Regions from separate parts of the Mus musculus genome. Here region 1 is linked to region 2. Evidence: chromatin contacts called from ENCODE POLR2A ChIA-PET data. All regions are on one chromosome and are shown on one strand. The core of a region is the stretch at or near the end of the contact, and the rest is flanking DNA. Distances in the headings are between cores, read along the strand shown. Region 1 holds the start of Smc3 (structural maintenance of chromosomes 3). Region 2 has its middle 28 kb from the start of Dusp5.

What was found. ChIA-PET counts read pairs that join two places held with the same protein, here RNA polymerase II (POLR2A).
Region 1: POLR2A ChIA-PET joins it to region 2 with 11 read pairs in embryonic stem cell. The contact joins the promoter of Smc3 here to the enhancer-like site in region 2. POLR2A ChIA-PET finds 5 or more read pairs at or near these places in 4 of 5 experiments (Patski and embryonic stem cell).

What each region holds. Positions count from the first base shown.
Region 1 is chr19:53,599,012-53,601,711 of GRCm38, reverse strand. Smc3 (structural maintenance of chromosomes 3) reads right to left here and starts at 1,316. Exons shown (of 29, transcript NM_007790.3): 1 at 1,158-1,316; 2 at 154-229. The coding sequence starts at 1,172.
Region 2 is chr19:53,556,065-53,558,764 of GRCm38, reverse strand. No RefSeq gene overlaps it. Among named protein-coding and RNA genes, the nearest start is that of Dusp5, 28 kb to the right of the region's middle. Within about 2 kb of position 1,389, at least 1 of the 3 ENCODE cell types and tissues checked has a DNase peak (open chromatin) inside an H3K27ac peak, as active enhancers do.

The DNA of each region.
Region 1 (2,700 bases), core at 67-2,566, 43 kb before region 2:
TTATAAAATAAGCAATTCATCGGTGCAGACACGAAACAGGTAATCCCATGGAGGAATATTAACATTCAAAGACAACTCCCGTCTCCCCTGGCCTGTCACGTCTATCGGTAGCAATTCTAAGTCTAACATGGTAAACCAAGAACACTTACTTACCGATGACATTATGTTTGGAGCTGAAGGGATCTACAATTGTTTGGTCTCGGTAACTTCGGAAGCCCTGGATGATCACCTATTAAAGAAGAGACAACCCTTGAGAACACAGAAAGCACTTCTAGGGCAACATTCTTTCCTTCTCCGTCTCTTGCTTCTCACGCAAGGCAAGACAGAAACGGTCCACTCGGCGGAGACCATTGCGATCGGGAGCAAGCAAGTTAAAGATTCGCTAAACCCCTTCCGACATGGCCTGCAACCCTTGCTGGTGCAGGGCTGCTCTGGGAGAAGCTCTCCAAACCCAGCGGCTTCGACCCCGAGCTCTGCACGACAGTAAAGGTCCAGACAGCAGGCAGGCGAGCGGGCGGGCGAGCGAGCTGGTCGCAGCTTGCCAGCCTGCGAGCCCAGTGAGAGGGCATCCTTCAGTCAAACCACTGGCCAGCCCCAATGAGTCCATTGAGAAAAAGAAATAAGATAATAAAAATTAAGTGAAAAGGGGATAGATAGGATCGCAACGCTCCGAGCCTGACCCGTCCAATAGAAAAACGTCGCCCAGCGCGTGTCCCGGGGGCTCGGCGCTCGCGCGCGGGAAGAGCATTTTGACAGAAGTAAACAACCGAGTGAGCAGGCGCGACGCGACCTGCTGCGAGGGTCCGCCCTGCTGGGGCAAAGCCTGAGGCAAGGCGGAGAGAGCCTGCAGCCCAGCCCGGGGCCTCGCGAAGGCGGTCCATGCACCGCCATGCCTGCCTGCAGAACGACGCGGCCTCCCAGCAGCTCGCAGCAGCCCGCGGCGCCCGAGGAAGCCGGGCCTCCGCCTGCAGCCCGCCGCGCCCGGTCCCGCTCGGCTCCGCTCGGCTCCACGCACCGCGCCCCGGGGGAAAGCGCCGACTGCAGCCCGGCGCTCGGCTCGTCAGGGCCCCGCTCCTCCCCGCCCCCCCAAGCCCAGGCCGGCCCTAACCCACCCGCGGCGCGCTCCGGGACACCCCGCCGCCTCTCACGGCCCTTACCTGCTTGATGTACATGGCTCCGCGCCCCTCGGCAGGGGGAAGGCGTCGCCTCAGCACCGCAGCAGCGCGGCCGCAGGCTCGGAAGACGAGCAAGACAGCCCCCTCCTCACAGCGCTCCGCTCGCTCCCGCTCGCTCCCCCTGTGGCCAAACAAAATGGCGGCGGCCGCGGAGGCGGGGCCCGCGCGTCGGGCGGAACCACGATGGAAGCGATGCGGATCGCAGGGGGAGTCTGGGCCGGTTCCACTCTGTCGCGTAGGAAAGGCCCCTCTCCCGCGGCCCTCTTAGACGGACCTGATCTGAGAAAAGGATTTTCTTATCCTCTTGTTTTGCTGAGAATCACTTGGGAGTCCGACTCGGAGGAGCCCCGCTCCAGAGGCCGGCAGGAACTACCTCCGGACGCACGGACTATGGTCGCGCCCGTGAGGGGCGGGGCCTGCTCGGCGCCAAAGCCTGGAGTGAGACGAGCGGAGCCAATCGCCGAGCGCGCCGGAGGTCACGTGGTCGCCGGGCCGCTTAAAAAGGACGTGGCCTGTCAGCCTAGCGCCCGACTTGAATGTAGGTCTCATTGTGACTGCCTGGGGTTCTGAGCTCAGAACCTCCGCGCTTCCATTATTCTCTTTATTAGCTCAGAGCGCCTCCTGCTGGTTCCGAGCCTCCTGACGGCTCTGAGAGAACTGGAGGACGCTAGGACATTTGAAGGGATTGATTTAGGGAGGTTGTCTTTAGTTTTCCAAGCCCCGATTTCACCTTGTAGCTAAGGATGACTTTAAACTCCTTATAGAAAGACCTGTACAATTGCCACAAATAAATTTCTTGAAATAGGTAAATTAAAAAAAAAAGAAAAAAGAAAAAAAAAAAAAAAAAGGAGCCGGGGTGGTGGTGCACGCCTTTAATCCCAGCACTCGGGAGGCAGAGGCAGGCGGATTTCTGAGTTCGAGGCCAGCCTGGTCTACAAAGTGAGTTCCAGGACAGCCAGGGCTACACAGAGAAACCCTGTCTCGAAAAGAAAGTAAGAGAGAGAAAGAAAAGAAATAGGTAGGTACTAGGGTCAGTCCCTAAATGTATAGGATTTTTTTTAGCCCTGGCTTTCCTAGAATTCGCTCTGTAGACCAGGCAGGCCTCAAACTCAGGATCTGCCTGCCTCTGCCTCCCCAGTGCTGGGATTAAAGGCTTATGCCATCACTGCCCGGCTAAATGTATACAATCAGTGTAGGGAGTAGAGTTCTGGGCAACTCTAAAATTGCCTACTGGGAAATAAACAAACAAACCTGGACGACCTAATAAGGTCCTGGTCACCATTCCTGCTTCCTGAGGCAGTTCTCACCCTCAACATGTCTACGAGGAAGGGCAAATCTTGTGCCCTACTGGGAATCCTTTATCTGAAACTCTGGCCAAATTCCACCCAAAGTTTGAGGGAAAAAAAAAAAAAAAAGAAAAAGTATTAAAAGAGAAAGAAAAGAAAGAAAGAAATTTAATTTAAAATTTCATTTTGGGAGTTAAGGACCTCTACCCCTGTCAGTTTGTGAGGGTTTGGGGTATATT
Region 2 (2,700 bases), core at 140-2,639:
TTCGAAGTTCTCTTCTGACAGTATGTATGACAGCACACTCACATACACGCCAGCAAAACATTCATGAATAATAATAACAATAACAACAACAGCAATAATAATAATAAATGCCAGCTTGATGGTGGTGTCACATGGCTTTAATCCTAGCATTTTGAGTCAGAGGTAGACAGATCTCTGTGAGTTCGAGCCCAGGTCTACAGAGCAAGTTCCAGGACAGCCAAGGCTACATAGAGAAACCCTGTCTAGAAAAAAACAAACAAACAAAAAAAAACCAAAACCCAGCTTCCAGTTCACTGTCCTTATTTAGTCGTTTTTCTTATAATTCCACGTAGAACAATCAATCCACTTTCGGGAGCCGTGGTACCCACTATAAAAGGAGGAAGATGGAGATTAGGGTCCCAGAGCCCTTTGAGTTTCTGACTCCTATGAATTTGGAAGGTGTGTATGGGAAAGACTGATACCCCAACTCCGACCCCAACTTGTTAGCATTCTGTCTAAACTCCATCTCACAGTCATCTGGCAACAGCCAGGTATGCTCCTCCCCACAGTTACCTGGCAACAGCGGGGGGTAGGCGACCCACTATAAAAGGCGCTGCCCCCCTCCTCTTTCCCTTGCTCTCATGCTCCCCCCTCTCTCCCCATTCCCTTCCCCCCTCTCTCTCCACGTGCTCATGGCCGACCTCTGTTTTTCTCCTCTACGCCCCCCACCCCTGCCTTTCTCTGCCTCCACTACCCTCTTAACTCTCCTCCCCACGCCCTAAATAAACTCTATTCTGTACTATACCGTGTGGCTGGTCCCACGGGGGGAAGAGTTGACTCCGCATGGGCCCGCTGAGACATCCCCTTCCCCATACCTCACCACACCCCTATAGAACATATCTTATATCGCTTTATCCTTTTATAAACACGCCACAACTCCCGTGCCCTCTCAACCATAGCCACCAGGACTTCTACTCTAGGAGCTACAGGGACAAGTCCACGTGGATTAGGAGGGGACTCCTTGAGAGTGCCTGCCTGGAGACTGGGGGTGCTAGGATGGGGGTGGAATGCTCCTTCCTGCAGCATCTGAACCCCGGGGCAAGGCTAGGGACGTCCCCTGCATGGAACCCAGGAGGAGCATGTGGCACAATCACCAGCCCGGGAATGCAGCTCAGGCAGTTCCCACGGGCTCCCTGCTCAGGGTGGGACCCCTTGCTTTGGCGGGGCCATTGGAATCACACCTGGCAAAATATTAATTACTGTTGCTTCCAAGGTCCCACCAGTCACAGCGGTGGCAGGCCCTGCCCAGGAAGTCCAAATAATCGGCATCGCTGGTATTTTAGTCACCCCTGTGGGGAGTTGGGTCACCTGACTCCACAGCTGCTCCTAGGCAGTCTCTGGCAGAACCACTTCCCGGAACCCTGCGGAAAGCAGGGGGCCTAGGCGGGGCGCGTTGGATTGGGGACGTGGAAGACTTGGGGGAAAACTTGCCATCTAGACGCCCCCTCTTTAATCCTAGCAGCCATACTTTATTTTACCAAAACAGGTTGAGAAATCTAAGAAAATTGCCCGAAGTCCCAAGCTGGCAAGAGACAAGGCTGGGACACTTTCCACTAATGGCAGGTAATTTCACAGGCCGGAAAAACCACTCCAGCCTAATCAGCGGTTGAGCATATTGAGAACGTGAGAAAGCAGTGGGCAGAAGAGTGGAATAGGGATGACACTAGACCTGTGTACACGCCCTCTTCTGGTGGCATGGAAAGGACCCCTGGAAGAGAGAGGGTGGGGGAAGAAGGGAAAGGAGGTGGGGAGGGTCACCTTACATTCCCCTCCTACCCTCTCTGAATTGTGGGAATTGAAGCAGACAGCTTCCCCAAAGCCCATTGAGATAAACTTCATTAGCAGCGTTAAAATGTCAATGAGTTAACCATTAGCATTCCAAATAATAATTCCAGATTCCGAAGTGGTTTTTGTTAAAGGATGTTCATAATTTATAAACACACGCCACTCTGTGAGCCTCCTAAATCCAGCTGTTAAGAAGGGTGATTGTCGGGCTGGTGAGATGGCTCAGTGGGTAAGAGCACCCGACTGCTCTTCCGAAGGTACGGAGTTCAAATCCCCGCAACCACATGGTGGCTCACAACCATCTGTAACAAGATCTGATGCCCTCTTCTGGAGTGTCTGAAGACAGCTACAGTGTACTTACATATAATAAATAAATCTTTAAAAAAAAAAAAAAAAAAAAAAGAAGGGTGATTGTCGATTGTTAATAACAGCACAAGGTAGGGCACACAGCTATGTACACAGACCCTAACAGCTGTTCACAGGAACTTAAAAGAAAGGGGAGAGAATGAGGGAGGAGGGGAAGGAGGAGGAGAGAGAAGAGGGGAGGGGGGAAGGTGAGAGGGAGGAGGAATCAAGGAAGGGCTACATCTAATGCATAGAAACCAGACTGACTGGAAACATTCAATACTGACAGTGGGTGTCTGTGGGTAGAAATTGTTTTTTTTTTTGTTTTTTTCTTTTTTTCCTTTCGTTTTCTGGGACAGGATTTCTCTGTGCAGCCCTGACAGTTCTGGAACACTCTCTGTAGACTAGCTCCTTGAGTGCTAGGCTGGTATCAAAGGCAGGCACTGCCACCATTTAGAATGAAAACTACCTGTACCTTATTTGAAAGAGAAGCGTGTCACACTCGTGTCATACACCAGTGGCCAAGAGCCC